Linked DNA regions of Mus musculus: regions 2, 3, 4 and 5 are each linked to region 1. A link is a loop called in an ENCODE intact Hi-C map of the cell type or tissue named here. Cell type or tissue: left cerebral cortex. All regions are shown on one strand. Links, peaks and the distances in the headings refer to the core of each region. The heading gives the core; the rest is flanking DNA.

Evidence for each region. A loop is a pair of places that touch in the nucleus more often than their neighbours do. Peaks named below come from ENCODE experiments on the same cell type or tissue, not always from the same donor. Only the 100,000 strongest peaks of a DNase experiment are listed, where the experiment ranks them.
Region 2: a loop joins it to region 1, with 9 times the contacts of the local background. A loop is called at or near these places in 27 of 42 quality-filtered maps.
Region 3: it touches region 1 in a loop (2.8-fold over the local background); 12 of 42 quality-filtered maps call a loop at or near these places.
Region 4: a loop joins it to region 1, with 4 times the contacts of the local background. A loop is called at or near these places in 27 of 42 quality-filtered maps.
Region 5: it touches region 1 in a loop (3-fold over the local background); 25 of 42 quality-filtered maps call a loop at or near these places.

The regions. Positions count from the first base shown.
Region 1 is chr17:56,252,097-56,258,485 of GRCm38, forward strand. Fem1a (fem 1 homolog a) reads left to right here and starts at 4,697. Exons shown (of 1, transcript NM_010192.4): 1 at 4,697-6,389. The coding sequence starts at 4,813. In left cerebral cortex, for the core only: CTCF peaks have their summits at 3,873 (motif pointing left) and 4,073; DNase peaks (open chromatin) are centred at 3,529, 3,925, 4,226, 4,599 and 2 more places; H3K4me3 peaks cover 2,204 bases; H3K27ac peaks cover 2,738 bases.
Region 2 is chr17:56,129,568-56,135,956 of GRCm38, forward strand. It overlaps Sema6b (sema domain, transmembrane domain (TM), and cytoplasmic domain, (semaphorin) 6B), which reads right to left. Exons shown (of 17, transcript NM_001130456.1): 2 at 3,149-3,301; 3 at 2,931-3,054; 4 at 2,176-2,236; 5 at 1,956-2,018; 6 at 1,546-1,647; 7 at 1,139-1,229; 8 at 406-525. The coding sequence starts at 3,272. Among named protein-coding and RNA genes, the nearest start is that of Sema6b, 7.6 kb to the right of the region's middle. In left cerebral cortex, for the core only: CTCF peaks have their summits at 2,474 (motif pointing right), 3,351 (motif pointing right) and 5,275 (motif pointing right); DNase peaks (open chromatin) are centred at 2,485, 3,333, 5,119 and 5,220; H3K4me3 peaks cover 1,780 bases; H3K27ac peaks cover 1,945 bases.
Region 3 is chr17:56,180,638-56,187,026 of GRCm38, forward strand. It overlaps Mydgf (myeloid derived growth factor), which reads right to left and starts at 3,283. Exons shown (of 6, transcript NM_080837.2): 1 at 3,102-3,283; 2 at 2,028-2,078. The coding sequence starts at 3,254. Dpp9 (dipeptidylpeptidase 9) reads right to left here. Exons shown (of 21, transcript NM_172624.3): 21 at 6,045-6,389. It also overlaps a transcript of Tnfaip8l1 not described here. In left cerebral cortex, for the core only: a CTCF peak has its summit at 3,230; DNase peaks (open chromatin) are centred at 3,323, 4,880, 5,083 and 5,358; H3K4me3 peaks cover 1,440 bases; H3K27ac peaks cover 2,136 bases.
Region 4 is chr17:56,121,740-56,128,128 of GRCm38, forward strand. It overlaps Sema6b (sema domain, transmembrane domain (TM), and cytoplasmic domain, (semaphorin) 6B), which reads right to left. Exons shown (of 17, transcript NM_001130456.1): 11 at 5,739-5,870; 12 at 5,201-5,350; 13 at 4,711-4,893; 14 at 4,478-4,627; 15 at 3,778-3,855; 16 at 3,594-3,652; 17 at 1,346-3,178. The coding sequence ends at 2,262. It overlaps Lrg1 (leucine-rich alpha-2-glycoprotein 1), which reads right to left and starts at 207. Exons shown (of 2, transcript NM_029796.2): 1 at 122-207. The coding sequence starts at 147. In left cerebral cortex, for the core only: a CTCF peak has its summit at 3,443 (motif pointing right); a DNase peak (open chromatin) is centred at 3,486.
Region 5 is chr17:56,198,897-56,203,896 of GRCm38, forward strand. It overlaps Dpp9 (dipeptidylpeptidase 9), which reads right to left. Exons shown (of 21, transcript NM_172624.3): 9 at 3,945-4,006; 10 at 1,687-1,787; 11 at 360-537; 12 at 76-238. Among named protein-coding and RNA genes, the nearest start is that of Mydgf, 17 kb to the left of the region's middle. In left cerebral cortex, for the core only: CTCF peaks have their summits at 1,918 (motif pointing left) and 2,952 (motif pointing left); a DNase peak (open chromatin) is centred at 4,983.

The DNA.
Region 1 (6,389 bases), core at 752-5,751:
GGCCTCAAACCCTGTGACTCTTTTGCTGCTGGCTGCTCTGTACAGTTTTTGTCCCTTCCCCGTTGCTAGTGCCTATAACAAGGTCTCTCCCCAGAGCATGCTCCTGCTCATCACAGGAATTCAACCTTCTCTGTCTGACTCAGTACTGGCTACAATGTAAATAATATGTCTTTGACTGTTTTGCTGCATCCTCTATGGAATAAAGGCAGAGAATGTATCTGCAGTCCTGGTGCTACAATCTTTAACCCCAGCATTCTGGAGGCAGAAGCAGGTGGCTCTCTGTGAGTTAACAGCCATCCAGGGCTACATAGTGACATCCTGTCTAAAACAAAAAGAAGAAGAAGAAAAACAAAAGTGAAGGGGGGAGGTATATCAGTCCAGATTCAACGTAGTTTTTGGGGGTTGGGGATCAAGACAGGGTTTCTCGTGTATCCCTGGATGTCCTAGAATTTACTCTGTAAGCCATGCTGGCCCCGAAGCCCTCTCACAAACCCAGACACAATTTTAAAATTTGAGACAGTCTTGCTGTATCCCAGGCTAAGCTGCTCATCATGTTCCAGCCTCATCCCTCCCATGCACCCCATTGATGGGATGACAGGTGTGCAGAACCATGGCAAGATGGACACAGTCTAAAAAAAAAAAAAACATTTAGGAGCTGGAGAGATGGCTCAGTGATTAAGAGCACTAGTTGTTCTTCCAGAGGTCCTGAGTTCAATTCCCAGCAACCACATGGTGGCTCACAACCATCTGTAATGAGATCTGATGCCTACTTCTGGTATGTCTGAAGACAGCTACATTGTACTCATAAAAATAAACACATCTTTAGAAAAAAGAAAAGATCCGGGCAGTGGTGGTGCACGCCTTTAATCCCAGCACTTGGGAGGCAGAGGCAGGCGGATTTCTGAGTTCAGGCCAGCCTGGTCTACAGAGTGAGTTTCAGGACAGCCAGGGCAATACAGAAGAACCCTGTCTCAAAAAAAACAAGAACAAAAAACAAAAAAACAAAAAAAAACAAAAAACAAAAAAAAAAAAGAAAGAAAAAGAAAAAAGAAAGAAAAGAAAAAGAAAACATCTAAATGCAAAAGTGTTTAAATCCAGCTGTATTTGAAGGAGCCAAGAGGCCACTGACTGGGACCTGTGGGGCTCTCAGCACTGGGATCTTTCCCTAGAGAAGAAGGGGCCCAGGATCTGTGTGCACAGAGAACACAAGGGAATGATGGATGAATTAGAGGCTAGCTTGAGCTGTATAGTGAGATCCAAGACTGATTCCTAGGACCCACAGACACACATGGTAGAAAGAGAAAGTGGATTTTTCCCAAGCTGCCCTCTGACTCCAGCATGCACACACACGCACATGCATATGCATATGCATATGCAAACTTGGAAGCAATATAAGAAAGAACCTTTAGAGGACCAGGCAAGGTGCTCATTAAGAAATCATGGCTGGGGGTGGGGGTATGGGGGACTTTTGGGATAGCTTTGGAAATGTAAATGAGGAAAATACCTAATAAAAAATATATTTAAAAGAAAAAAGAAATCATGGCTAACTGTGACTCTGAGTGGCTGTGGGAATGCACCTGCCATGGATGGCAGAGACTGGATGCTGAGCCCAGACTTGTCTCTGTGCTCTAAATTTGATTGAGAGAGCTTACTTTAATAACTAAGGTGGAAGAGGGATGGGCAGAGCCCTAACAACCTCTGGCCTTGCATGCAAGTACATGTGTGTGCTCACAGACGAAGATGTGTTTTAAAATGGCATATTCCAGGGTAGAAGAGATGGATGAGCACTTAGAGCCTGTTCTGCTCTTGAGGATGATAAACTTTAGCTTCAGCACCCACATGGCGGCTTAACCCTCTGTAATTCCACTTCCAGGGAACTTGATGCCCACCCCCCTTTGGCCTATAAAGGTACCTGCACTGACACCCATATAAATAAAAATAAAATCTTTTTTTACGATTACATAATGTGTCCAGGTGGCTCAGTGGAGAGCACATGCCAAGCATCGGCAGAGGCCCTGGGGTCCATCTTCAACACCAGGAGAACCGCTCAGTGTTGAAGCCGTTGGTCTGTGATTGACCGGGAAGATATGAATTGCATATTGGTGTACCGTTCCATGGGCCTCCCCACTTTCCTCCTGGAGCCTGGTCCTGGCTGCCGCCGCCCAGCTTCTAAGCTCCTTTCCTCCCCAAACCCCATCAGCAACTGTTTAGAGAATGAGCAGGTCCTCCCAGCCTGGGCTTGGCAACTCTGGGATCTGTGCTACCACCTTTTCTACTTTCTGGGTGCTTAAGAACATACGTATTAAAATATTAAGGGTCTGGAGAGATGGCTCAGCGGTTAAGAGCACCGACTGCTCTTCCAAAGGTCCTGAGTTCAAATCCCAGCCACCACATGGTGGCTCACAACCATTCGTAACAAGATCTGACGCCCTCTTCTGGAGTGTCTGAAGGCAGCTACAGTGTATTACATATAATAAATAAATAAATCTTTAAAAATATTAAATATATACACATGTATATGTGTACATAAACCAATATAAATAAACAATAATAAATATATAGTTGTTTTTTTTTTGAGACAGTTTCTCTGTGTAGCCCTGGCTTTCCTGAAACTCACTCTCTAGACCAGGCTGGCCTCGAACTCAGAGATCCAACTGCCTCTGCCTCCTGGGTTTTGGGATTAAAGGCATGCACCTGTGCCACCACAGCCTGGAGATATGCACCTAGTGGGAGAGCCCTGGTGAAGCTCTAATTGTCTGAGTCTCTTGCATGGCTAGTGCGTGCCAGAGGCTCAGCTGTGGCTCTACATGAGAGTTGCTGGTCAGGGGTTCCGAGGTGGCTTATGGCTATTCACACGCAGTGGGGTGCCAGGGGCAAGCAGCCTGTGCAAGACAAGCAAATGTCAGAAGCTGAAGAGGAGCTATGCAGAGCAGAGACAGGCTGAGGTATGGATAGACACAAGGTGCAGACAGGAGCTGGAGTGGCCACCAGCACAGCCCCCCCCCCCCCCAGTCTCCTTGGAGCTGACTCACTGCAGGCCTGAGGGAGTACAGAAAGACAAATCATATTGAAAACAAAGAAAAACAACTAGTGAGGTGGTTAGGCAAGCAAAGGTGCTTGCTGCCAAATCTGATGACCTGAGTTTGAGCCCCAGGACGCACACACGGTGGAAGAGGATGACTCCCAAGGGTTGTCCTCAGATCTCTGTGCCTGTGCTGCGGTGTGTGTGTGCACACACAATAATACAAATTTAAACTACATTTATTTTTCTTATTCTCTGTGTGTGTCCATGTGCTACAGAACATGTATGGATGTCAGAGGACAGCCCTTGGGAATCAGTTTTCATCTTCCATCACGAGGGTCCCGGGAATTGACATCAACCGGAGCTACATGAAATCCTACCTCAAACTGATCTTTAAAAAGACCTTGAGGAACTGGAGCAGTGGTTCAGCTGTGACTCTCAACCATAGGGATGCGCACACCACCAGTAACTCCAGCGGCAAAGATCCCGACGCCCTCTGCTGGCCTTGGCGGATGGAGGGAAAGCATGTGGCCTTTAAATTTTTTATTTATTTAATTTTATTTTATGTGCATTAGTGTAAGATCCCTTGAACTGGAATTACAGACCAGTTGGGAGCTACCATGTGGGTGCTGGGAATTGAACCAGAGTCCTTTGGATAAGTAGTCAGTGCTCTTGACCACTGAGCCATCTCTCTAGCCCCGCATGTGGCTCCTTAAAAAAAGAAGAAAGAAAGAAAAAGAAAAGCTAACGTGAAAATCGAGACTGCCTAACATTTCTGCAAATAGCTAAAGGCGAGTTGGGGTGCGCTGCCAGCTCAAGATCTTACACTCGGCGCGCGCCCCCTGCTGGTCAGCAAGCCTTTCGTAGAAGCCCTTCGCCTTCCACCTCGCTCCGGATTGGCTGGGAGTTGCCTTTGTTGCCCGCTGGGAAATGTAGTCCGCAAAGGAGGCGGAGGCCCATTCATTTCCTGCCTGCGCGACCTCGAAAACCGGAAGTACAGCACCACGCTACCCTGGGTCGTCCGCAAGGGCCGCCGAGCCTTGCCCGATACGAAGGGAGGCTTTTTATTTACATTTCGTCTCGCGGGTGCCCCACGGCGCTGTGGGAAGCGAATTCCTTTTTCCCCCACTTCATGTTTTCCTGTGGATTCTGACATGAATGACAGAATGCACATTATCACCTGGCCAAGCTGCTCAGAGCCCCTCAAAACATGGTGTATTTCCATGATGGGAACTGTAGTCTTTCAATGGTACCTCGCCCAGTATTCTTCGAGCTAAAGCTCGGACTTCTTGCCCTGTCTAGAGTCTGTGTCAGTGACAGTAACCGGAAGTATGTCATCAAATACTCAGGGTCACATACAACTTTATAGACTTGCATGGTAGGAATTGAAAACTGAGACCCTTTTGAGAGACGTCCTTTTGGGAACTGAGTGAGAACATGCTGCCGGCAATCTCCGCCTTAGAGTCAATACCAGGAAGTATGTCACCACATTTCCCAAGGATCGCACTAACCATTGGCCTTGCTTGGCGGAAATTGCCGTCCTGTCACCGGTTCCCCCCTATCCCTTTCGGGAAATGTAGTTTTTTCGCTTTTCTGATTCCAGTATCATTCGGCGGGCGATCGCTCATAGGACTCCATTTCCCAGCATGCCTGTGCACACTCTGTCCTCGCCCCTTCGCGGCGGCCATTTTATTCCTCCCGGAGACCCGCTAAGATGACAGCCCGGGAGAAGGTGAAGGTTGTCTCTGGCGACCGGCGGCCCGGCTAGATCCAGCAGCGAGGCTTCCAGCATGGATCTGCACACAGCGGTGTACAATGCGGCGCACGACGGCAAGCTGCCGCTGCTGCAGAAGCTGCTGGCCGGCCGTGGGCGTGAGGAGCTGGAGGAGCTGCTGGGTGAGGTGGCCGGCGGTGGCACGCCACTGCTAATCGCAGCGCGCCGTGGACACCTAGACGTGGTGGAGTATCTGGTGGACCACTGCGGCGCCAGCGTGGAGGCGAGCGGCTCCGTGCACTTCGATGGCGAGACCATCGAGGGCGCGCCGCCGCTCTGGGCAGCGTCGGCCGCGGGTCACCTGGCCGTGGTGCGTAGCCTTCTGCGCCGAGGCGCCTCGGTCAACCGCACCACGCGCACCAACTCCACGCCGCTGCGCGCCGCCTGCTTCGACGGCCACCTGGACGTGGTACGCTACCTGGTGGGCGAGCACAAGGCGGACCTGGAGGTGGCCAATCGCCACGGCCACACGTGCCTTATGATCTCCTGCTACAAGGGCCACCGCGAGATCGCGCGCTACCTGCTGGAGCGCGGCGCACAGGTGAACCGGCGCAGCGCCAAGGGCAACACCGCCCTGCACGACTGTGCAGAATCTGGCAGCCTGGAGATCCTACAGCTGCTGCTGGGCTGCCACGCGCGCATGGAGCGCGACGGCTATGGCATGACCCCGCTGCTGGCCGCCAGCGTCACCGGGCACACCAACATCGTGGAGTACCTCATCCAGGAACAGCCGGGCCACGAGCAGCTCTCAGGGACAGAGCTTCCCGGGGAAGGCTCCTCCCAGGTGGCAGGAAACCACTGCTCCACCCCAGAAGAAGCAGAACCGTATGAGAGCTGCTGCCCTACCAGCCGGGAAGCAGCTGTGGAAGCTTTGGAGCTGCTGGGTGCCACCTACGTGGATAAGAAAAGGGATCTGCTTGGAGCCCTGAAGCACTGGAGAAGGGCGATGGAACTCCGTCACCAGGGTGGAGGCTACCTCCCTAAGCCGGAGCCCCAGCAACTGGTTCTGGCCTATGACTATTCCAGGGAGGTGACTACACCCCAAGAGTTGGAAGCCCTCATTACAGATCCTGATGAAATGCGGATGCAGGCGCTGCTGATACGGGAGAGAATCTTGGGCCCCTCACATCCTGACACTTCATACTACATACGGTACCGGGGTGCTGTCTATGCGGACTCCGGGAATTTCGAGCGCTGTATCCGTCTGTGGAAGTATGCCTTGGACATGCAACAAAACAACTTGGAGCCCCTGAGCCCCATGACCGCCAGCAGCTTCCTGTCGTTTGCAGAGCTCTTCTCCTACGTGCTGCAGGACCGCTCGGCCAAGGGCAACCTGGGCATGCAGCTTGGCTTTGCCGACCTCATGGGTGTGCTCAGCAAAGGGGTTCGGGAAGTGGAGCGGGCTCTGCAGTTGCCCAAGGAACCGGGTGACTCCGCACAGTTCACCAAAGCCATTGCCATCATCCTCCACCTTCTGTACCTATTGGAGAAGGTGGAGTGCACCCCCAGCCAGGAACACCTCAAGCACCAGACAGTCTACCGCCTGCTCAAGTGTGCCCCTCGCGGTAAAAACGGCTTCACCCCACTACACAT
Region 2 (6,389 bases), core at 616-5,615, 120 kb before region 1:
GCAGACTGTGAGCTGTGCTTTTTATTAGGAAGAGACTTAGAGTGGTCACTTAGCCAAAATGAACTGAGCCCAGTTTGGTTTTTTTTGGGGGGGGAGGGGTGAGTGGGGTCATAAGTTAAAAAAAAAAAATCATGTCCACCACTGCCATGCAATCTGCCATTCTGCGAAATTCCTCCCTATTTGGTGGAGAGTTCAGCTCCACAGTTTCTTGTCCTGTCCTACTTCAGGTTGTGCAGCCACCCGCTACCAGCAGGCTCCACTTTACACCAAAGTCTTCCACCTAGTTTCATCTTTAAAAGGACCAGGAGATTCCAAAAACAAGGTCCCAGCCTCTTCTTTCCTGATCTCTGGGACTCTTATTTTTGCTGGGGTGTCAGGTAAATGTCACCCCTACAGGAGCCTCACCTTTAAACCACTTGGAGTCGTGCTTTACTGTGCGCAGTGTGGGCCGGTCCCCAAGGCTGCGGTAGATAACAGCGTCGATGGCTAGGAAGTCAGTCACCGTGGCTGTGAAGAGCATCCCATCTGGACATTGCGGGGTAGGGTGTGAGGCAAGCAGATTGGGATTAGACTGGGAAGGCCGAGAGAGAAGCCAGGCATCGTAGCACAAGCCCGAATCCCGGCACTCAAGAGGCAAAGGTGGTGGATCTCTGTGAGTTTGAGGCTAGCCTGGTCTACAGAGTGAGTTCCTGGACAGTTAGGGCTACACAGAGAAACCCTGTCTCAGAAAATCATAACAACAGCAACAATAAGAGAAGGTCCAGACGACAACGACGACAACAACAACAACAACCACAACAATCATAATAGAAAGACCAGAGGGGGTAGGAGCAAAAATTAGAACCTCAGCCTAGTGAGGACTGTCGAGAAGCTGAGCCTGGATCCTATCCTGATCCTACAACTGAATGAGCCTGAATCCCAGGCTGAGTCCTCATACAGGATGAGACTAAATCCAGTTGAACCTTGATCCCAGGCTAAATTTCTTCCTCCAGCTCAGACTAGCCACCATCCTGACCCTGACCCTGACCAGGTCCTCTTAGATTCTGCCCATTTCCCAGATGCCTCTGAGTGACCAGAATTTTAGAAATGGAAACTAGCTCTCTTGGGAGTGGACATGTCAACAGCAGAGACCACTCACCTGAGAAGAGGGCGACATTGGCATGTTTGGGGTCATAGGGGCAGCGGGCCATACCGCTGATGCTGTCACCAAGAAGCTGCAGTGTGTCCATCTGCAGGGAGGACAGAATCTAAGCAATACATCTCCTCACTCTGCCTGGCAGCTCCGGGGTTCCCCAGTCCGCCACTCCAGCCAGAACCCTAGCTTCACATTGCATTGCTGTGTGATTCTGGCCAGGCAATTAACCTTTCTGGACCTCAGTTTCATGGTCTGTGAAATGGGCCCAAGTCTATTGTCGTCAGTCCCGCAAGAGATGTGGGACAAGCCTGGCAAACCTAGCACAGGGATGTGCATGGCTGGGAGGAGACTCTGGGGACATGGAGGGTGAGGTAGATCCCTGGGTCTTGGAAGGAAGGGCTGAGACTCACACTGTAATTGGCGCAGATGGGATTGAACGCATTGGAGCCGCACACGAACAGCGTGGACTCATCGCGAAGCAGGAGCACCTTGACAAAGTTCCGACACTCACCCTGGGGTGGGGAAGAAGAAAGGAAGTGCAGAGGGCGTTGCCTGGCCCCTAGGCTTGTGGCTCAGGCTGAGAGCTCAGGCAAAGCAGACCCAAGGCTATTCCCGTGGGATGAAGGAGGTTGGGTGTGGCCTGGGGAGATTGGGTGTGGCAACTGAGGCACCTGTCCTTGAACACAACAATAACGGCTTGGAGCTCCTCCTCTGAGGTGGGAAGAATCACCCCAAGGCTGCAGAGAAGTCTAAGGCCCAGCTAGGAACATGGCTAGGGAGGGTAGGATAGGGATAGGTGACAAGGACAGGTCCCTCTAACCTCTTGCTTGCCCTTCATTCGACACACATCGATGTCACTGGGGTTGGAGCGCCAGGTCAGCTTCTACCAAAAAAAAAAAAGTGTGGTGAGGGGAGTGTAGCCCTCATCATCCTTCAGATCCCTCCTCCCAGCCAAGTCCACCCTGGATTCCACCTCCCCTTGAAGAGCTCCGCCCCACCCCCACCTGCACCTCCACCCCCATATGGTCCTTCTTCCTCACCCTCTGATATCGCAGCTCCGTGGAAGTGGATGGCTCCAGTTCTACTTGGTACAGGTTATCTCTGCAGGAGAGCATGGTGCGTGAGATTGGGGGGATGGGGGGACCCTACCACCTTCGTCCAATCACAGTGTCCATCTGGCACCCAATCACTCCTGGTCTGCATTGTGATTTCTGCCTTTGAAATCTATCCCACACCCACCCCTTTCTCAGTCTGCATGTTGTCACCATGTCTAGCCTTTAACTTCACAGCTTAGATACAGCCAGGCCTCAGCACGGACCCAGCCTTGAGAAACCGCCAGCAGGGGGCGCATGTGAGCACTGAGTCACTTCTATGGGTTCAAGACCAAGTTCTCTTTTGGCTTCCCCTCCATCACTCTGTCTAGACGCCCAGTAAATTGTGCCCTAGACATTGTCCCTAACAGTTATGCATGCATCACGCAGCATCCAACACCCTTAAAACTCAGGCCTAAGCCGGGGAGTGGTGGCACATGCCTTTAATCCCAGCACTCAGGAGTAGAGGCAGGGGGATCTCTGTGAGTTCCAGGACAGCAAGAACTACACAGAGAAATTCTACCTCAAACAAACAAACAAACGCCACCCAACAGTACCTTTAAAACTCAGTGCTCAATAGCCTTAAAACAGCGTTGAATAACCTGGAAACTCAGCATTCAGCACTATGGGGTCACACTTTCCAGCCAAGGCCCATCATGGACCCCTCAAGTGTGCTATTCTGGGGCCCCCCAACATTTGCATACCTGTCCCCAATGAACAGTGTCCTGTTAACACGTAGCACTCTCTGGATGTTGAGGTCCTCAGCACCCTCCGCAGCGGTCAGACGACCAGGCCCGCTGCCCACGAACACGGGATAGTGGCTCAAGTCTAAGGGAGGGAGTGGAAGGAGGGTTCATTTGGAAACAAGATCCTGTGTACCAGAGACCCTGACACACCCCTGCCCATCTCTCCCCAGACTCACAGTCCCTGGGAGCCACGCTGAGTGGAGGTGGTTCTTCTGGGAAAAGGCCATAGGTGACCCCCAGGAGCAACAGCAGGAAAAACGACAGGGCCGGGCGTGGAGGGGGCACTCGCGGGGTCCACATGGTGAGGACCGGATGACCACAGATGACACCTACAAGCCAGGAGGGCGGTGAGTTGAGCGGCCTGCAGTTTCATAATAAGCCGGTAGGGGGCACGCGAGTCCCTCCCTTCCTCCCTCCCAGAATAAAAATAACATTGATAATAATAACTACTCTCAGACGTTGTTTAATTAACAAGCGACTTTAAGACCACATGTGAGTAAAATTCTCAGGAAATAGCTGCAACTGAAAATGCATTAGGTAATTAAAAATTAATCACGAGAATTACAATAATGGATATTATCTTAAAACATGCGTTTAAAAATCCAATCTCAAAAAGCATTTTTTAAAAAACCCTTCAAATGAAAACGCGAAAAGCCTTAGAACCTGGCGTTGTGGCATAGGCCTGTCATCCCAGTCTTGGAGAGGCTGAGGCAGGAGCATCACTAGTTCCAGGACAGCTTGGTCTGCATAGCAAGACCCCACGATAAAACCAAATGGCCACAAAATTAGAACCAATACACAAAGAGGGACCGTATTTCCAATTCAAAGGCAGAAGAAAACATAGCAGAATTAAAAGCCCTTGGCATTTTATACACCACATCATTAGCAATGGGAGTCGTAGAATATCGCAGTGTGCAGGGGCCTTAGTGTCGCTGGTGGGTTTGACTTCCTGTCCCCTTGGACGACTTCCTTCTGCTCTCATTCATAAGTGAGGAATCCTGAGGTGTGTGAAAACATGCAGGACCCAGCCCTCCAAACCTAGGGGCCCCAGGGCAGGGCAGCGTCTCCCTACCAGAAAGGAGTACAGTCCAATTCGAGACACCCCACGTGGGTTTCTCAGAAGCTTCGTCAATCTCCAACAAACTCTGGGCCTCAGTTTCCCCATCCAGGCAGCAGAGATGTCTCCCAGCCTACCCCTGACCTTGTGTCTTGGAGATCAGAAGCCACAGTGGGTGGGGATGATGGAGGGAATATCAGCCCCAGGCTAACATCAGCCCCTGTTCTAACGGTCAGGGCCAAAAAACAGGAAGACCTTGCACGGCTTCCTCTGCCTGACCCTGGCTTCCAGGATTTGTGACTCAGAGTACGTGTGTTCTGGGACATGAGCCTACTTCCTTCTGAGCTTCCTAAGCTGGCTCCTCCCCTGTGCTGTCCCCCTGTACCCGCCCCATGACACCAGATTCCAGGAGGCTGACCTCTGCACTGCGGCCATCCTAACCCCATGCTACAGTCCCCAGACCCTCATTGGGGATTCTAGGCAGGGTTCCACTCCAGACCACGCCCCCAGCCCATCACGGGGGGGGGGGCGCGGGGGAGGGGGGATTCTAGGTCGGGCTCCACTCCTGTCCACGGTCCCAGTCCATCACTGGGGGGACTTGAGGGGAAGGGAGCGGCTCAACCCACAAGCCACGCCCCCAACTCTTTGACTTTTCTTCCGGGGACAAGGTCCAGACTCTAGCTCCAGACTCAGCCACCACAGGAGCTGCTTTGAGGAACTCTGGGTTCAACGAGAGCCTCTGCCCCTCCCACAAATAAAGTAGAATAATAAATATAGAATGTTTTGAGACAAAATCTTACTATGTAAATCAGGCTAACCTCAACCTTCCTGAGATCCACCCCTGAGCCCTGAATCACCTCCTGCTGGCACTCCATCCTCCATGATCGCTTGATCCTCAGCCATGCCCCCACCCCTCCTGGCTATGGCGCGCTGAGTCTTCAAGCGTCACCATCGAACTCGGGGTTCTAACCCGTCTCAGACACGCTGCAGCATCCCTGCATGCCAAAGCCCTTCCATGGCACCGCACTGGACGCCTCCGTCACGCCCCCTCCCTGTCACACTGCCTAACTTCCTCGCAGCCTAACCCCCCACAGCCGCAGGTTCACACCACAGGTGTGACACATTTTCGACTCCACCACAAAGTTCTCCAGCACACAGCAAATGGAAGTAAAACCGTGGGCTTCTCTCCTCCATCAACTCCCAGGCTGGCTCCGCCGCCATGTCCTCCCTGCCCTCACACTGTGGACACGAGGGGGCGCCTGCGAGCGCCGCGTCCGCTCTTTGCCCTCAGCCCTGCCATTCTACCCCAGCCTCCCTCCTCCCTTTCGGTCCTTTGCCTCCCTCCCTAATCTTTCCACAGCACTCTGCCCCGCCCCAGGGCCTTTGCACAAGCTTGATGCTCTGGGGGGCAGCAAGCAGGCGTCCGTGGCTCTCCTAGGGCCAGGTAGACCTTTGGTGCTCAATAATCGCTTGTTGTATGTGAATAAATGATCAACACTTAGCATTGAGCCCTACCCACCTCAGTGTCCTCCAGTCCTCTGCCACACACCCACTGTCTACTCACCCAGGCCAATCCCTCCCCGAGAGTCCCCAGAAAGTCAGACCACCTACATGCTCCCAAGTGTGTGTTCCACCCCAGGCAAATGTCCCAGCTGTGAGAGGGCCACCCACACCTGTGTTGACACCTGTCTCAGGGTGTACCCCCAGCATCTGCCTGCGAACCCCGCTCCACCACAAGTGGCTTCCAGAGACTCAGGAGACAGCCCAATTCATTGGCTGTGTGGGGAAACCGAGGCCCAGGACGTGGGATGGAACAGCAGTACCTACGGTTCTCATGCAAACCCTAACAGCTCTGCGACTGACCTGTGACTGCAAATGGCCACTTCCTACGCACTGCGTGCCAGGTTCCTGTGATAACTGTAAATGTCCCCAATGTCAAAACCATCCCCTGAGAGGCAGAACACCCCTAGTTGATAGTTATTCTACAATCTTCTTTAGCCACTCAGCGCCCCAAGGGCCAGGGCAGACCTCAACCGGATCCTCAGGCCTCTTTAGGCAAGTTCTGCTTTGAATCTGACTTCAGTCCTTCTTGCTTCATGGGGGCTGAGGTGCTGCGTAAGGGCTCCTCCTCACCATTCCACAGACACCAAGCAAATCACAGTCTTGCTTTCCATGGTCGTCCCCTCCCTCACCTGGCCTGTGACCCCAGGCCCAGATGCCACTACCCTGGGCTCCTTTGGGCTCTGCGGGAGGACACAGAGACCCTCTGCTGACTGTAATCCTCTGCTTCCTCCTCTACAGCGGAGTGCTCCCTGCAGGCCCACTGCCCCAGGGTTCTGGCTGCGCTGCTGGTGTCCCCA
Region 3 (6,389 bases), core at 1,289-6,288, 71 kb before region 1:
AAGTGGAGAATGACCTTGAACTCCAGATCCTCCTGCCTCAGCCACAAGAGAGCTGCCATCCATCCTACTTGCTACTGGGCCCTCTTATAGCCATTTAATCTCTGGCACAGCCAAACCCTAAAACCTCTCACAGAATAAAGTAGAAAATGTCCATCCCCTGGATCATTCCCATTAAAGCACACACCGTGTGAAGTCCACAGTGCAGCCATGACTACCTTGCATCTAGAACATTCCATCAGTCCAAAAGGCAGCCCCATGCTGAGCCTTCCCTCAAGCCTCTCTCTGGCCCAGCGCATCCACTTTCTATCTCAGGGCTCCTGTCCTGGATACTTCATGTAATGGAATCCCACAGCGTGACTTGTGTCTCTGTCTCTCACTGAGTAGCATCCTTGAGGTCCCTCTAGACTTGGGTGGTGTCAGTGCCGCTCTCCTTGTAATAGAAATCGTCACTGTCACACTCTCCTTGAGCTCACTGGGAAACTGGTTCTGGAAGTGGGATCTCAAGGCACTCTCTCCATGGTCTTGGAGGGAGGGATGGCCCAGCCTGGTAATGGGCAGCAACGACAACTGCAGGCATAAGCCACTCCAGGAGCTAACTACAGACTGCTGGAGAGAGGTTCGGGGAACAGGTGCTGCTCGTCCTGGACAGTTTCATCTCAAGCTAGAGTCACAGGAGAGGAGGAGTCCTTAGTTGAGAAAACACCTCCATAAAATCAGACTTTCCACCAGCCTCCAGGACATTTTCTTAATTAGTGATCAGCCTAGCCCACTGTTGGTGGAGCCCTCTCTGAGCTGGTGGCTCTGGGTTCTCTAAGAGAGCAGCCTAAGCAAGCCATGAGGAGTAAGCCAGTAAGCAGCACCCTCATGGGCCTCTGCATCAGCTCCTGCCTCCAGGTTCCTGCCCTGCTTGAGTTCCTTCTATGATGCCAGTGATATGGAGGTGCAGCCTGAATCCACACCCTCCACCCAGCCTGCTTCGGTTATGGTGACTCATCACAGCAGTACTGAGTCTAAGTAGAATACCCAGGCTCAGTCCCCAGCACCCACAGGACAGCTCACAACCACTCAATAACCCAAGCTCCTCTAACATCAGAGAGCCAAACACACGCGCATACACCCACACATCCAACTACATACACGTGCTTAAAAACCCTGCCTAGAGGGGAGAGGATAGGCTGGGAGCTAGGTCCTAGGGGCTTGCCCATGGGCTCTCCAGCTGACTGCCATCTTGCTTCCTCAGATGGTTTCTTCTTATTCACTAACCAAGGATCGGCAGAGATGGCTCGGTGGTTATAGCACTGGCTGCTCTTGCAGAGGACCTGACTTTGATTCCCAGCAACCACATGGTGGCTCACAACTGTAACTCCAGTTCCAGGAGATCCGATGCCCACTTTGGGCCTCTGTGGTCACTGCATGCTGGTTTCTGCTCATTGAGTACTTAACTGAAGATGGTTTTGCTGTCTGTAGCCTCTCCATTTCTTTTCCTTACTTGCTATGTACATAATAAACTCATTCATTCGATGCCACGAGCAGGGCTGTTAACCCTCTCCATGCCATACGCAACGCTCTTGTTCACGGGTGTGTGATATTCCAACTGTTGAGGTGCTGTGTACCCCTGCCCATCCGTGGACACTAAGACACTTCCACTCATTGCTCCTATGGAAAGCTCTGCTCAGAACATGCATGTCCAAGGTTCTGGATACACCAGTATTTCCACTGAATGAACTAACTTGTGTGTGGGACAGGCAGCTAACCTCATAACAGTTCACCTCGATGCCCTGGGTGCTGCTGAGGTATCGGCCCTCTTGCCAGCTTACGGGCTGCCCTGAGGACTGTCCCAGGCTCTGGTGGCTCACTGATTACACATAGACTAAGAGTCAGGGATCAGCACTGTGGGCTGCTGATTCCATTAGGCGGAAGCCAAGGCAACTAGAAGTCCTTCAGGCTCAAGGGACTGGGACTTTAGAGCCTCGGGAGTCTGGCCACTTTCCCTTGACACCAGTCGTGTGACACCCTGAGGAACTTACCTCGTTGGTCCCTCCTTGGGAAGCGTAGGTGAATGTACATGTAAACTTGTTCTGTAGAAGGAGAAATAAAAGGAGGCTGAAGAGCAAAGATCTCAATACTCAGAACCAAGACCCTAGCATACTGGGCATGGTCCTGTATGCACATCATCTCTGGTATCCAGGAGGCTGACGCAGAACTGGGAACTGGGACATAAGCTAGCCTGGGTGACTTAGCAAGGTGCTGTCCCGATGTAAAACAGATCAAAAAGGACTGAGATATACATCAGCCCCTGCCCAGAAGGTCAAGGGTTGAGCCTGTCCAGAATCCAGCAGTGAGGGGTTGGGAGGGTGACTCAGGGGTGGAGTCCCACCTAGAATCCCCTAATGAGGAGCTAGGGATGTGGCTCAGGGGTGGAGCCCCTGCCTAGGGCGGGGCAGAACCCTGGCTCTGCCGATGTGAGACTCTAGGTTCCATCCCTCAGTACACCCTCCAGAGGCCACCAGATCTCTCTCCTCTCAGGAGCTCAGAACTTTGCTCAAATCACTGTGATTTCCTAGGAAGGTCAAATGGCCTTCAGCAATCATCCCTAGAACATCACCTATGAGGTCAGTACTCGGGGCTCCTGTTAGATACAAGCTTGTACTGCTTCCTGCCCACAACACAAACCTGCCAGAAAGCACAGGACTATAGTAATGGTCTCAAGAAATGGTCACTAGGGACACCGCTGTCCCAGAAGCCAAGCTGGGGCGGGCAGAGGCTAGGCTGACTGCTGGCTCGCTGAAAGGAGAGGTGATGGACTCGTGTAAGGCTTGGGGGGTGCTCCCGCTCTAGTCCGGGTTCAGTGAGTAACCCACGTGCGACCTGTATAGCCAGTCCCCTAGATCCGCTGCTCTTATCAACCAGTATTCCCTTTTCTACAATGAGATGGGCAAGGGGAAGTCGCCTTGCAGGTAGGGAGTGACTGACAGAAGACAGACGAGGCAGCCAGGTCCCTTCTTCAGGTAACCCTGCCTCTGCCACTCCACCCGGTCTCCAGGACCACCTGATCGGAAGTCCATAGGCATCGATTCCCGGGCAGGAGGCTTAGCACGTACCCCGGGTCCTACGTCCTGGGAGAACGAATGCACGACCCCTCCGGGCCTCACGTCAAATGGCACGGTGGTGGGCTCGGACACAGCGGCGGCCAATTTCAGCGCTGCGGCCGCCAGGACCACCGCAGTCCAGAAGCCTCCGCTGGGGGCTGCCATCTTGCTTCCGGGGCAATGCGCAGGCGCTCGCGAACGTGGAGTGACACGCGCGGGACACGTCAGCGCCGAACGGTGACAACGTCGCCCCGCCCGATTTGGCTGCCATGGTGGGGCGGGACTCGACTTGGCACGTGATGCACTACAGCGCCTCTGATTGACGCTCGCGGATGCCTGGAGGGCGACTTCGTCTTGGCGCTTGTTTGGGTTGGAGTTTGCAGGTAACTTTTGCCTCCCCCCCGGATATTTTTATATCTCACTTAAATGGGCTCCCGGACTCACTTCAGGACAACATGGGGGTTGACAGTGTTTAATTTTGTTAGATTATCCATTTGTTAATAAATATGGTTTATTTCACTTTTATTTGTCCTATTTTTTTGGTTTTGACGAGACAAGGTCCTGGAAATCTCTCCAGGCTAGCCGGGAACTCAGAGATCTGCCTGACTCTGCCACCTGAGTGCTGAGATTAAGGCGTAGGCCTCCACCACCACCTGTTGATTGTTTTTTGTTTTGTAACATATTTTACATATATGTGTGTGTGTGTGTGTGTGTGTGTGTGTGTGTGTGTGTGTGTGTGTGTGTGTATTAAGGTTTGTTTTTTGTGTTTTTTTTGGTGGGGGGTCTCTGTAGCCCTGGCTGTCCTGGAACTCACTCTGTAGACTAGGTTGGCCTCAAACTCAGAAATCCACCTCCCTCTGCCTCCCAAGTGCTGGGATTAAAGGTGTGCGACACCACTTCCCGGCATATTTTTCAAAAATATTTTATTGTGAGGGCTGCGGTGATGGCTCAGCAATTAAGAGCACTGGCTGTTCTATAGAGGACCAAGATTTGAAGCCCAGCACCCACATGGTGCTTTACAACTTTAACTCCATTTCCAAGAGATCCGATGTCTTCTTCTGGCCTCTGCAGGTACCAGGTATGCATGTGGTACACAGACAGACATGAAAATAATATAATAATAGCAATACTTTAAAAGTGAATTCTTCCGGTTTTGCAGCTTCCTATAGGTCACAGGTGTTGCTATGCTGTTACCGGACCTAGAGCATGCCTGGCCAGCCCTCTGCTGCTGAATAATTTTCCCATCTTTCCACTGGCCAGCGAGATGGAATAGTGAGTAAAGGGCTTGCAGCCATGACTTCAGCCCTGGTCACTAGATGGTGGTAGAACTGACTCCTAAAAGCTGTTCTCACTACATGTGAATTGGGGCAAGCAGCCTTGCACAACAGAAAATAAGTATCTTAAAATTAGACTCTACGGCTAAGTGATCCTCTATCTAGTTACAAGTACCTCATTTCCTCTCAAATGGCTGCTGATGCCACCTTAGCCTGCCCCATCCCAGTCCTCCTGTAGTCCCTGAGCGGTGCACCACAAAAGCCATCAGAGTAGTGGCGGGGTCCTCCTTTCCACCCCAGCCTATGGGCTGCTGCAGTAAAGTGTCCCACAAGTGCTGTCAAAAGTGGCAGCACCAGTGACATCTCAGCCTGCAGCCCTCACAGGAGCTGTCCACAGTGGCTCATCTCCTCCCCAGCCTACCCCACCCCCAGCAGTCCCACAGAGATGTCGCTTCAGCAAAAGCTGGCTGCAGCCAGAAAGGACTTTCCACCCTTAGCCATGGGCCTGATGCAGGGAAAGGGGGTGGGAAAAAAAAAAGCCACCAATCGCTGAGCAGGAAAACCCACTAGTCCCTTGAGATTCCCATTAAAAAAAAAAAAAAAAAAAAAAGCCCACCAATCACTGAGCCTCCCCTGAGCTCAGCACTGGAAATTCCACCAATCCTCAACCTGGACATCTCTGCCCCTCTCAGAAATCCAAGCACTGCCCCCTCGGCCCAATTCCCAGCTGTCTGCTCCTGGGAGACAAAGGGCAGCTGTCCCTGAACTCCTCAATAAATTTCTTTCATGATATTTTCTGCCTGGTGTGACTCTCTCCTCAGAAGCCAAGAAGAAAAGAGGCAATGAAAAAGCAGAGATGGGGCGAGGCCCCTGAGTGCCACAGCTCAGCGGGGGAATACCTTCTTCCCCGAAGAGCCCCATTACCTCTGCTGAGGAGGCTTCCTCTCAGAGCTATGTGGTTCCTGGGCCCGAGTGTCCCAGAATGCCCTTCCGCAGGGACACTGTCCCACTTCAGAGCTATGTTGTCCCTGGGCTTCCATCCAAGCACTCACACCGCCCGCTTGCTCTCTTGGTCACTTCCCATCCTCTTCTTTCACTGTCAGTTGATCTTTTCTAGTATTTCCTCCGTGTGGAGGTCAGAGGGCAGCTTGTAGGGCCAGTTTTCTCTAGCCCAGATGGGTTGTCAGGCTTGGCAGCAAGCGTTTTAACTTGCTGAGCCACCTCATGAGCCCCACTTCTGTTTCCTACACGCCTTTGGAATAAGAAGGAATGGGCTATTTCACTAACCACAGAGGCCATCTGTGTGCTTCTCAGGGCTGGGACAGAACCCGGCAGGAAAGAGCGGCTTACCCACGTGAGATTTCTTACAAGGAAGTTTTTAATCTTTAATAATTGTTTTCTATAATATTATTGATTTTTAAGGCAGTGTTCTCTGTGTGGCCCTGGCTGTCATGAAATTCTCTGTAGACAAAGCTGGTCTCGAACTCACAGAGAGATACCTGGTTCTGCCTCCCAAGTGCTGGGCTGCAGCCCACCTGAGCACTGTACCCACCCCATCCTCCCATCACCTGTCCCCAGTCCCCACCTGACACCCCAAGGGCCCACAGAGCCCCCTGCAGTCCCTCTGTCCTCCAGCCAACACCACTTGAGAAGGAGCCTCACTGCGGCACCACTTTCATTTGGAATTGTTTAATGAGTCTACATACCACATAATTATAAAAGAATAAGAATTGACAAAAATATTTTCTTTCCATAATATGTAGAGGTGGTTTGGTTTTTTTGTTTGTTTTTTTCTTTTTCTTTTTTACTTCTTTATGCCAGAACTCTCGTAGGAGGGAGTGGGGAAGGGCTATATATAACCCTGAGGTCAGGACAGGTCCTACTCCCGACCCTGACACCCCTAGGTGCTAAGTGAGGAGGATCCGGGCAGCAGACAGGCAGGGCAGAGGTGCCCAGACAGGGGCTTGGCAGCTCCACATAGTCTGGGCGTTGGGAGAGCGTGGGGTCCCCAGACGCCCAGTGCTGT
Region 4 (6,389 bases), core at 818-5,817, 130 kb before region 1:
GTTTGTACAGCCTGCAGGCCTGAATCTGTTCCTGGCCACCTCAGTGGATCAGACTAATGTCCCCATGATTGTGCTTAGCTTGGTGCCAGGTCTGCCCAGAACTGGTCAGGTAGAGACCTACCTTCCTTGATGCTGCCAAGAGACCATAGCTGCTCCTCTATGTCTGTCCTCAAGACCCCAGGAAGGTGGCTTTATATAGTCCCCACCCCAACTCTGCTCTGAGGCAAAGCAGGAAGAGCCCAGGGCCGGGTCAACATTGCTACATCCCTTCCTGGCAGTGACTGTGGCATCCTGCCCACCCTTTCCCAGACTTTCTGCAGCTTTTACTTCCTAGTTAAGGGTGAGGTGGGGATTGCTCTACCCAATGTCTCCTAGGCTGAGTCCTCTCCCACCAGGATCCAGGGACTGAGTTTGCAATAAGAGCAGGAACGTGGCTGCTCTTTGAGCAGGTGACAGGAAATGTGTTGGAAAAAAAAAAATCTCTGGTCTTGAACACCTGATGTGTTGTTTGCTTTTTATGCTCAAGTAGCTTTCCTACTGAACAAGGAGCAATGCCTGGCTCTGATTGTAAAGTCTTCCACAAGGAACCAAGCAGGTCTGGCTTAGGTTCTCTGGGACTCAGTTTCCCTGCCTGCACAGCTGAACTTGATTGTCAAGAGATTCTTTGGTGATTCCATCTACCTGAAGTGCAGTAGGTGCATATGTCTGTTGTGAAGACACACCTCACATGTCATCTCATTATAGCACAGGGTTGGAGTATGGAGGCTGGAGAATCACTTCGACTTTGACATCAGACTGGGCTACATACTGAGACTGTCCAACAACAAAACCCACAACAGCAAAATGCATTTCAAGGCTATGAATTTGCCTTTGAGGACACCTTTGGCTGTATCTATGTGTGATGTGCACACACACTTGCACAGGCTACAGGTTGATTCTGGGTGTCTTCCTCAATGGTTCTCCACATTGTCTACTGAGGCAGGACCTCTCATTAACTGGGCTAGGCTGACTTGCAAGAGGTCAGGGACCTTCCTGTGTCTGCTTCCCAAGTGCTAAAATTACAGGCATGTACCATTACACCTGGCCTTTTCTGTGAGTACTAAGGGATTCAAACTCAGGTCTTCTTGCTTGCACAGGAAGTGTTTCCCCTGCAATCAGCTAGTTCCTCCTTGTTGTCATCTCATCTTAAAGTTTTCCAGGTTGTCACCCCTTGACATGACCTCTCCTCTCAGTCTGGGATTCTAAGAGGCCAATCCCCCATTTGCCTGTGAGTGACTAAGAGCAGGATTTCCTTCCCAAGTATTTCCAATCACCCCCAACAAACAGCTGACCCAGAGTCAAGGGGGCCGGTGGATGTAAACAGAGTTTTATTGATGGGGATAGGGCTGGAGAGGGTCCTGGACTCAGCTGGCCACGTGGCATGCATGGTCAGCTGGTGGTCGAAGGGGATGTCACAAGTGGGGACGGGTGGCATGGGCCTCTCTGACCACCCCAGGGCTGTATTTACAGGGGCGTCTGCCCACCTCCACCCTCCCAAAACCCCCACAAGCCCTTTAGAAGCAGGTTCCCCCATCTCCCAGCCTGGACCCCCAGGTCCCCTCTGCAGGAGCAGGATTTGAACTCCAAACCGGCACCTTGAAGGCCCCATCCCCTGGGCTTCTTTTCAGAAGGCCCAACATTGGCTCAGCCAATGCCAGGGTCTCTGAGGGCGCCACCACCCACATTCTGAGTCGCACACACGCACACCCACGGCGGCCCTGTCTCACACGCATACGCACACACACACGCACACATACTTCTGTCCTGGGCCCTTGCACACAAACAGGCCATGCACACGGACACACACCCACACACGCAGGGACCCAGGAGCAGGGAGGGGGTCCCTTCTACGGAGGATGTGTTGAGGCGGGAAGGCTCATGTCTGCAGCTGCCTCCCCTCACCCCACGTCCTCAACCCCCACCCCGGCCGCCACCCCAAGTAAGAATGGGGCTGTGCAATTTCTTAGAAAAAAAAAAAAACTCAAAATAAACAAAAATCAAAGTCTATGCGCAGGTAAAAGGTCAGCCTCCTCCCGCCCACCCCGGGGCTTCGTGTCCTGCATCCTCCGGGATGGAGGGGGTTCTTGTGCTTCCCTGTGGCGAGGGGATCCCCACGCGCGTGGGTGAGGAACAAACGCGCCCCACTCGGCGCCAGTAGGGCTCGGTGACCTGGGCTGGCGCCCGGGTCGCTGTGGTTGGCACCGTCGAGGCATCCGCCTGGCCTAGGGTACCGGGGGTGCAGTCCGCTCGCCCGTCCCGCAGGGCAGCAAGTGTGTAGAGTCCGCGGGTGGGTGGCGGCGAGGACGATGACCCCCGGGCCGAGCCTCGCCGCTGTTGAATGTGTGTGTGCGCCGTAGGGCGGCTGTGGGGGGCCCGTGGGGACCCGGCCTCCGCAGGCTGCTGGTTGCAGGTGGGCTCCATGGCCCGGGCAGGCCGTCGCCCACCGAAGGGTCCAAGGGGCCCGTGGGTGCGGACACCACCCGCCGGCGGTCCGGGCTGGCGTGGGGCGTGAGCGGGAAGTCGCCTGGGTGAGAGGCCCGGCAGGATCTGGGGGCGCAGAGGCGAGATTCCGGGCCCGGCTCGGCTGGCACCTGGGGCTGCTCAGAGGCGCGGGCGGGCGCCAGTAGGAGCAAGGAGGTGGAGGCTGAGGCCGACAGCAGCGCGTGGCTGTGGTCCCAGGCTCGAGACCCCAGGGCGTGGGCGTGTGGGTGTGGCGTGGGCAGGCGTTTCTGGGGTAGAGGCGTCTGCTCTGGGGTGGGCAGCAGCCCCGTGTCCAGGTCGTGAGGGCCACCATGCAGCAGCGCTGCCTTTGTCCAGCCATTCTGCATAAGCGGGGCCAGCAGGGCCTCCGGGGGACCTCCGGGACCGCCGCCGGCTCCTCCACGACCCCCGGGCCCGGTCCCCCTGCGCTCGCCTAGTCGGCTCACGCTCAGAACTGCCTCGCTGCCGCCGTGCGCCAGAATGGCCTCCTTGTCCTTGCGCCGGGCCAGCTCCCGCCGCTCGCGGAGACCCACGAACCAGCCTACACTGAAGCCGGACACCACGGCACCCACCACGAACGCTGCCACCGAGGACGTCACTAGCAGGTTCACCGACACCAGCCCTGCGCGGTCATCTGAGAGGCTGGCGCGCAAGAGTCCTGGGGACAGATGGGGAGAAAGTGGCAGTGCGATTTCCGCCTTGGAAACCAGTCTGAAAGTCTGCTAGATAGGCACTGAGCCAGGCTCTATTCTAGGCGGGGTTCCGTCCATGATACGCCTCATGCCTCTCACAAGGGAATTCTAGGCAAGGACTCTATGCCATGACCCTTTTGCGTGTTTTTTTTTTTTTTTTTTTTTTTTTTTTCTATTAGGTGGATCTCATTTTCACCCTTCCTTGCAGCAGCCACCAGAGGGCGACCGTGAGCACTGGGTGAGCTCAGCTTTCCATGGCTTCCATCTAACTAAGGAAGTCTCCCTCCATCCCCAGGATTGAGTGTCCACCCTCTATCTCCAGGACTGAGTGTCTCTGGCTTGTGTCACACAGCACACAGAGGATTCCCTTTCTCAGCTTACCAGTGCAGTCACCTAAGCCAGAGGTGCTGGCCCCGGACACATCTTGCTCAAACGTGGCACTGGGGTGGGAAGAAGGGGACAGAAGTAGACTCAACACAGAGGTCTCTATACCCAGACTGGCACAGAGAAGGGAACACAGACCATGGGTTGTTAGATAAGCCCCACGTGCCCCCAGCTCTCATACCTAGTTCCTGGTCTGAGGAAGATGCAGGAGCCATCAGGGGCCCACCCGCAGTATGGATCCTGGCTGCCAATACAGTTCCTAGGACAGAACACAGCTGCTCAGGGGACCTGGGCCATGTAGCTTCTAGACACCACAGCTGTGGCCGACTCAGAGTGAGTCTTGAAGGCCCAGAATACTTTCTCTCCGATTTTTACACAAGAAAATGGATGCTCGCTGGGCAGTGGTGGCGCATGCTTGTAATCCCAGCACTTGGGAGGCAGAGGCAGGTAGATTTTTGAGTTTGAGGCCAGCCTGGTCTACAAAGTGAGTTCCAGGACAGCCAGGGCTACACAGAGAAACCCTGTCTCGGAACACCCCCCCCCCCCAATAAAAACAAACAAACAAAAAGAGAAAGGAAGGAAGGAAGGAAGGAAGGAAGGAAGGAAGGAAGAAAAAAAAAGAGAAAATGGATGCTCAGTTCTGAAGCATTGCTACGAGGCTGGGCTGGGAGCCCACAGAGTCCATCCTTCCTGAAGCAGCCTCCCAGCCTCCCCATTGCTCCTCCAATACAGGCTGCATCCTGCCCCAGGGCCTTTGCATAGCTGTGACTTCTGCCTTCAATTACCTCCAGTGAATCAAAGCTTTTCAACAACACGTGACAACAACTTGTTTCCTTTGTCCGTCCCCCCTCCCCTGTACCAGCCTTGTGGGATGCACTCACTTCATGCACCCCGAGTACAGCTGGCAACGGGCAACAGGAACACGAACCACACAGCGGGGGAAGGCTGCCAGCAGGCCCCCTGAGGCTGCATCCAGCTCCAGGCTGAGAAGTCGCTGCCCCCACTCACCAGCACTGCTGGGTCGTCCACACCTAGGCACACAGGGTGAAGTGAGGCTGGTGCGCCCAGCCTGCTGTTCAGCCAGCCACTCCCACCTCCCTGCTTATCCTCAGACCTGTCTGGCCGGTAGGTCTCAAACTCCTCCAAAAAGATGCTGGGCCCTGTGGTCCCTGAGACACTGGCGTTGGGCTTCACAAGAAATTTGAGGACTGTGCCAGCCTCGGAGCCAAGGAAGACTATTGTCTGATTGCCCCATGGACCCGCACCCACATCCACAGCCACTCGGGTCAGCTGGTGCCTGGAACACAAGATGGACTTGGAGGTCAGGTTAATCCTGAAGCCTCCTAGCCCAGGTATCACACATCCCTTGACCTGTGGGGTACAGAAGTAGCTACACAAGTACCCACCAACAGATATACACTGGTGTACATGACATGAAAAGGTCATGCTGTGTCTTGCCTCAGGCCCTTTGCAAGGGCTGTGGTCCCTGCTTCTTTGCAGGAGCTATCTTCGTCCAGCATATCCCACAGTAAATGAAGGCCCTTGGTTGAGACCCATTACCCCCCACCATGAAGTACTGGGATGCCCTCCTCCCCAGGACTGACCGCATCAGAGTTCTCACAATCCACGGCGAGTGACCCAGGGAAGGTACTGCCTCATCCATCAGTGGGTGGGTCTTTACAAAGTTGAGGATCTCGTCAGGGAGGGCACTGGACGCGTTGTACTGCATGCCAGGTGCCGCGCAGCACCCAGGCCTGGGGGAAGATGAGGAGCATCAGGGAGGATGCCAGGACCCCACAATGAGGCCCTGATTCTCTGGGGCATCTTGGGACCCGGTTTGAATGGCTCCCCACTCTTAGGGTTTCCATGATCTGACTCACTGTAGCCTCGGGACCTCTGTACTTTCTGATCTGATTTGCCTGGGCCTCACACAGGCCATGCCCTCTACTCCAGGGTCTTTGCCCACACTTGCCCTCTGCCCTCAACAAATGAAGAGCATTGACTGCCTGGCCCTTCATGATGGCTTCCTCGTGTCTTCCTTCACAAACTTGTGTCCCTCCATTGTCTCCTGACCCGACACTGAGCTGACCTCCCCCAAACCAGCTACTGTAAGGACCCTGTAAAGACAGAAGTCACTGTCACCTGGGCCGTGGCACTTGGTCTTCAGGCACTGGTGTCCAGATCGACTCAGGCGACTTCTGTTCCCGGAAGCGGCCTTCAAACACAGCAGCCACTTGGTTCATGTCAAAGGCGCAGACGGCTGAGCCGGGGATGCTGCGGAGGGGGTGAGGCAGTGCTGAGCTGGGTGGGGGTGGCACCATCTCTGGGTCTCCCTGCTCTTTCTCTCATCTGAGCAACACAAGCCACTCCACCTCCAGAACATCCCCAGGTTGGACCACTGTGCGACTGGCTTCCCTAGACCTCTGCCCTGGGTCTTTGCACGTTCTCAGTTCTCACTGAGTATTTAGTAAGTTCCTGAATATTTAGTGCCCAGAGGCCATGCTTGCTGATCCCCATTTGTCCATGGCTCCCTCATGCTCTCAGACCCAAGTCTAGGCCCTGTGCCACTGTGCAATCTTCCATAATTCTAACACATTCCTTGATCACATTGTCTCCCTCCACACCAGCCACATAGGCCTCCTTCCTCTGACTAGCACAGTCTTGGACCCTTCTCATGTACTATTCCCCCTTCCACACCCCAATGTCCCTCCTTCAGGAGCCTTTCCTGCCATGTCCTGTAGGGTGAGAGGACTCCAGTGTTTCTTTCATTCTTTGGCCCCAGATTGGCATAGA
Region 5 (5,000 bases), core at 1-5,000, 54 kb before region 1:
GCCGGGTGGGTCAGGGTGCAGGCACTCCTTCCTCCCTCCCTACCGCAGCCTCCTATGCGACTGAGGCTCTCTCACCTTCTGTAGGGCTGAGGGGTTCCGTCCAGTCATAGTCCTTGGTTTTAAGTTCCACTGTGACCCTGTACAGGTGGCAGAAGCCAGTCTTGCATTCGTTGGCACGAAGGAAACAAAAGTCCTGCTGGCCCTCAGCCTGAGGAAACGGGTGGAAGATGTCGTGGACCTGTGGGGACAGATGATCGGGTCAGAGGACTCTGCAGCTGGCCAAGCCCCTGAGCCCGGCCCAGTGTCACACTGGGGATCTGGCTCTGGGGACAGTGGGGCATCCTGGCACTCCTGCTTACGTTGATCCAGACATTGGTGACTTCTTCATAGATGACAAAGGGCTGCACATTCTTGGGGACGGCTCTGGCAGCTGCCTGCCGCTGGGCCTCACTCTCAACGGCCGGGATGAAGAGAGCAGGGGGCAGGAGGACAAGCTGAAGCCGTTGCTGGGGACGGTCCAGGAACATGGCCCAGGCACTGGAAGAACAAGAGAGGAGGCATCATGAGGCCTCAGTTGCTGGTAGGGGACACAGGGGCCAGCCTTGCTGGAGTCAGCCCATGACCAACCAGGGTAGGGTACATGATCTCTGGACAGATTAAATGAAACTCTAGTGAAAACAATCCACATGACTTAGGTTTGGGACAGCATTTTCAAATGGTACAGATGGGTTTTTGGTTTTTTGTTTTGTTTTGTTTTTTTTTTTTTTTTAAAGGTAGGGTCTTTTATGGCTGAGGATGGCTTTGAACTCTTGACCTTCCTTGCCTCCACTTCAGTGTTGAAATGACAGTTGCATGCCATCATGCCCAACATTAACAAGATGGACAATATTCTAATATTCTATTCTATTCTAATATTCTTTTGCCCTGGCTGTCCTAGAACTCACTCTGTAGGTCAGGCTGTCATCAAACTCAGAAATCTGCCTGCCTCTGCCTCCCAAGTCCTGAGATTAAAGGTGTGTGCCACCACTGCCCGGCTTATTCTAATATTCTATTCTATTCTATTCTATTCTATTCTATTCTATTCTATTCTATTCTATTCTATTCTATTCTATTCCATTCCATTCCATTCCATTCCATTCCATTCCATTCCATTCCATTCCATTCCATTCCATTCCATTCCATTCCATTCTATTCTGGTGCTGGGCATGATCACGGGGGTCTCATGTAAAGCTACACCACAGCTCTGCACCCAGGCCTTTTAAATTTTTTATTTTGAAACAGTTTTGACATGGCTGTGCACCTGTCATCCCAAGAGTAGGGAGGTAGAGGCAAAAGGGGTTATCCTTGACTTCAAAGCAAGTTCTAGGTCAGCCTGGGCTACACAGCAAGAGGAAAGATGAGGAGGAAGTGGTGAAGAAGGCTGTTTGTCTCTGCATTCTGTCCCAACTGTGGAGCACTGGGGACCCCAAGGGCTTCATCCTGTCTGGGCCTAGTGTTTTCTTCTACCCTGGACCACCCTCATGACTCTGGTCAGACTGACCTGACCCCTGAGTCTCCCGCTTTGTCTCCTGCTGGCTAGGGCTGGAGGGGACCCTGAGGGGAAAGTCATGGCTGCACGGCACTGAGTTCCACGCTGGTGGGGCCCCAAGTAGCCTGCAGATGCTTGCCCATTCCCAAGAAACTCACTATTTGCCGTCCCGTGTCCAGCCAGCCCGGGCGATGTACTCCACTTTGGGGAAAAGGGAGCTGAATGGCTGTACCAGTTCCTTCTCGCAGCTTGACACGATCTAGAGAAACAAGGCCATGTCACACACATCACCACAGCCTCACTGATCTCCAACCAACTGATGGTTCGATGCACAGCACAGTGTCTAACGGGTTGGGAATGCCAGTTTCAGGAGCTCTAACGCCCTCTTCTGGCCCTCATGAGCACTGCATGTACATGGTGCATGCATAAGTGGACAATCATACACTAAAATAAATAGCCAGGTGTGGTGTCTCATGCTTTTAATCTCAGCACTGAGGAGGCAGAGGCAGGTCCAACTCTGTGAGTTTGAGGCCAGCCTGGTCTACATAGTGAGTTCTAAGACTCAAAGAAAGACCTTGTCCCAAAATAAATAAATAAATCAATCAAAATAAATGAATCTAGGAAGGAAGGAAGGAAGGAAGGAAGGAAGGAAGGAAGGAAGGAAGGAAGGAAGCAGGCAGACAGGAAAACAGGCAGGCAGCTTTCTGAAGTATAATAGGTAAGGTGGAAGTCACACTGGATTGGGGATCCTAATCTAACAAGTCATATCATACAAGAGAGAGATGCAATGAGACAGACAGACACATATTCATTCTTTCTCTCTCTCTCTCTCTCTCTTTCTCTCTCTCCCCCTCCCTCCCAACCTCCCTCCCTCCCTCCCTCCCTCCCTCGCTCTCTCCACTAGAACCTCAGGACAGGTGGTCACCTGAGCTGTTGGGACAGACCCTGTTCAGCCCTCGGAGGGGGACAGCCCTACCAACATGCATCTGTATGACTGCAGACAGCATCTCTGTAGCTCTCTGCTGTAGTGACAGCTCCTTGCGGGGAGGGTGGGGGAGGGGCGGGGGACAACAACAATGATACCCCAACAGCACATGGCATTCCCTGACACACACACACACATACACACACACACACACGGTTTTAGAAGCACCTATTTCTGCCCTGAGTCACCCCTGGAGAGTCAAGGGGTCTAGGGCAAGCTGAGCAAGCAGATGACAGGGGAGAAAGGCAGGCAGGGTCATAGTGGCAACCCTGGCAAGGTCACCTGCCCACAACTGCTCAGGAGCCTGTGTGTGGAGAAGGCTTGGGTGTAGCTCAGGATGGGGCAGTGACTGAGCTCTTACTGCACAAGCAGGCCCAAGTTCAGTTTCCAGCACCCACAGCGTAGCCCATGTCTGCCTGTAACTCCAGTCCAATGGCTCCGACGCCCTCTCCTGGCCTCTATGGGCACTACACTCATAGATACATTTTTAAAAAAGGAAAAAAAAAGTCTTTGAACTCCCCTGCTGCCCTCCTCCCCACCCCACCCCCCCCCAAAAAAAAACCACTTGATAGTGATCCCCACATCACTGGTAATGCTGGAATGTTCTGAAGATTATACAAAGGTCTTGGTGAGTGAGGGCCTAATATGCATAAAGGAAAAAGTGCAAATAACAATGGTATGGAGTCCACGTTATCAAAGGTTTTGCAAAAGCTTGCTAGGGAGTCAGTGAGAGGATCCTGGCACCAAGCTTGATGACCTGAGTCCCCAGGTCTCGTCTGACTGTGAGAACCCACGAGGTGTAGGGAGAAAGCTGACCCCCACAGGCTGTCCTCTGACCTTCACCCGCGGTATATTAACCCAATAACTAAATCCCTGGGGGGCCACACTCCTGCAGCTGCACAAAATGCCTGCCTGGTGTCCCCAAAAACAAGCACCACACAGCCTCGGGCCCAGGAGCTGCCTCAGTGACTTTCAGTGTCATACATCCTTGGTGACCTGAGGGGTTTGCACTTCGGAATGCTGTCAACAGCTCTCACCGGGCTTGGGGAAGGTGAGTCAGAGTAGCGGATGGGCCTACAGAGGCAGGTGGATGCCCTCACCAGAGACCTCCTTTTGGGGCCACGCTGCCCTTGCTGCTTGGCACATACTCTGAGTTGCAAGGCCTTACTTACTCAGTGCCTCTAAGTGGGCAACGCAAAGGAGGAGGACAGAGAAGGATCCAGAACACCGCCCTGCCCAACAGGAGGAGACCTGGAGCCTGGCTTATGTCAGCCCAGTGTTCTGAGCTGACACACTCATGAGTCACTGTGGCCACCATAGGAAACAGATGAGGCCAGTTAGTTGCACCTCGCACATGTCCCAGAGAGTAGGCTAGCTGCGCCCGGCCCCCGTCATTCCTTGTGCAAGCTCTCCCATACACTGGGCTCTTACTTTGCCCTGATGGTCCGTCTGGAGCTCAGCCAGCTTCAGGGCAATCTTGGGGTTCTTGCTGCCTGTGGAGGGGAGGGGAGAAGGCCAGGTGATTGCCAGGCTGTCACTTACGGAGGCTGCCCTGGCCAGGGACAGTGTAACTGCACCTGTGTGGGGAAGTGGCACGGCTCCTCTTGGGCAGGGATAATCTGACCCAGGGCCTGGACCACATTCCTAACAGGGGATATAAGGTGTGTTACTTTGTCACCTGGGGGCACAGGCCAGGTCATGACAAGAGCTGGAACAGGAACAAAATGCAACATATAAGGAAAACGGCCCTGTCCCTGCCTCTGTGCAGCTAAGGAGGTGGGGACAGGAACAGGACACATCAGTACACTCAGCCAGGCCAGGCCCTTGGGAGGCAGTGGCCACAGACTGGGACAGTCCACACTTCTAAGAGGTGGGGTGTGGCTATAAACAAATCCTGGGAGTTATCTGGAAGACAGCTCAGGGCCCAGCACAGGGTACCACGGGACACCCGACTCTTACCTTCCACATTTGTTAAGCATGGGCTAAATGTGGATCATTCCCACAGATGTCCTATAGACAGCCTAGGTCCTACAAGAGGGTCTTGGGAGGCTCATTGTGTGTCCGCAATGGCAGTCTGGTATTTTTATTTGTTTTTTAGAGATAAGGTCTCAAGCAGCCCAGGCTGGCCTGGAACTTTCTACAAAGCTGAGACTGACCTTCAGCTCCTGATCTTCTGGGCTCCTGTGGCAGTGACAGGAGTGAGTGCCCCTTACCACACCGAGTTTGTGGTGCTGTGCATGGAGCCTGGGGCTCTGCACACCAAGCCTTAGTCCAAGGTCAGTGACTCCCATAGGTTATCTATCAGGCAGGAAGCCTGAGGTTGAACCAGGCTGGCAGGGGCTACTGCTCCCTCAAGGCTTCTAACAAAGAAACAGGGCTCAGCCAAGAGAGCCAGTCCCTTTCAATCCCACCACTTGTTTTTTGTTTTGACAGGTGTTCAGTACGCAGCCTAGGCTGGCCTGAACTCATAAGCCTCCTCCCTCAGCC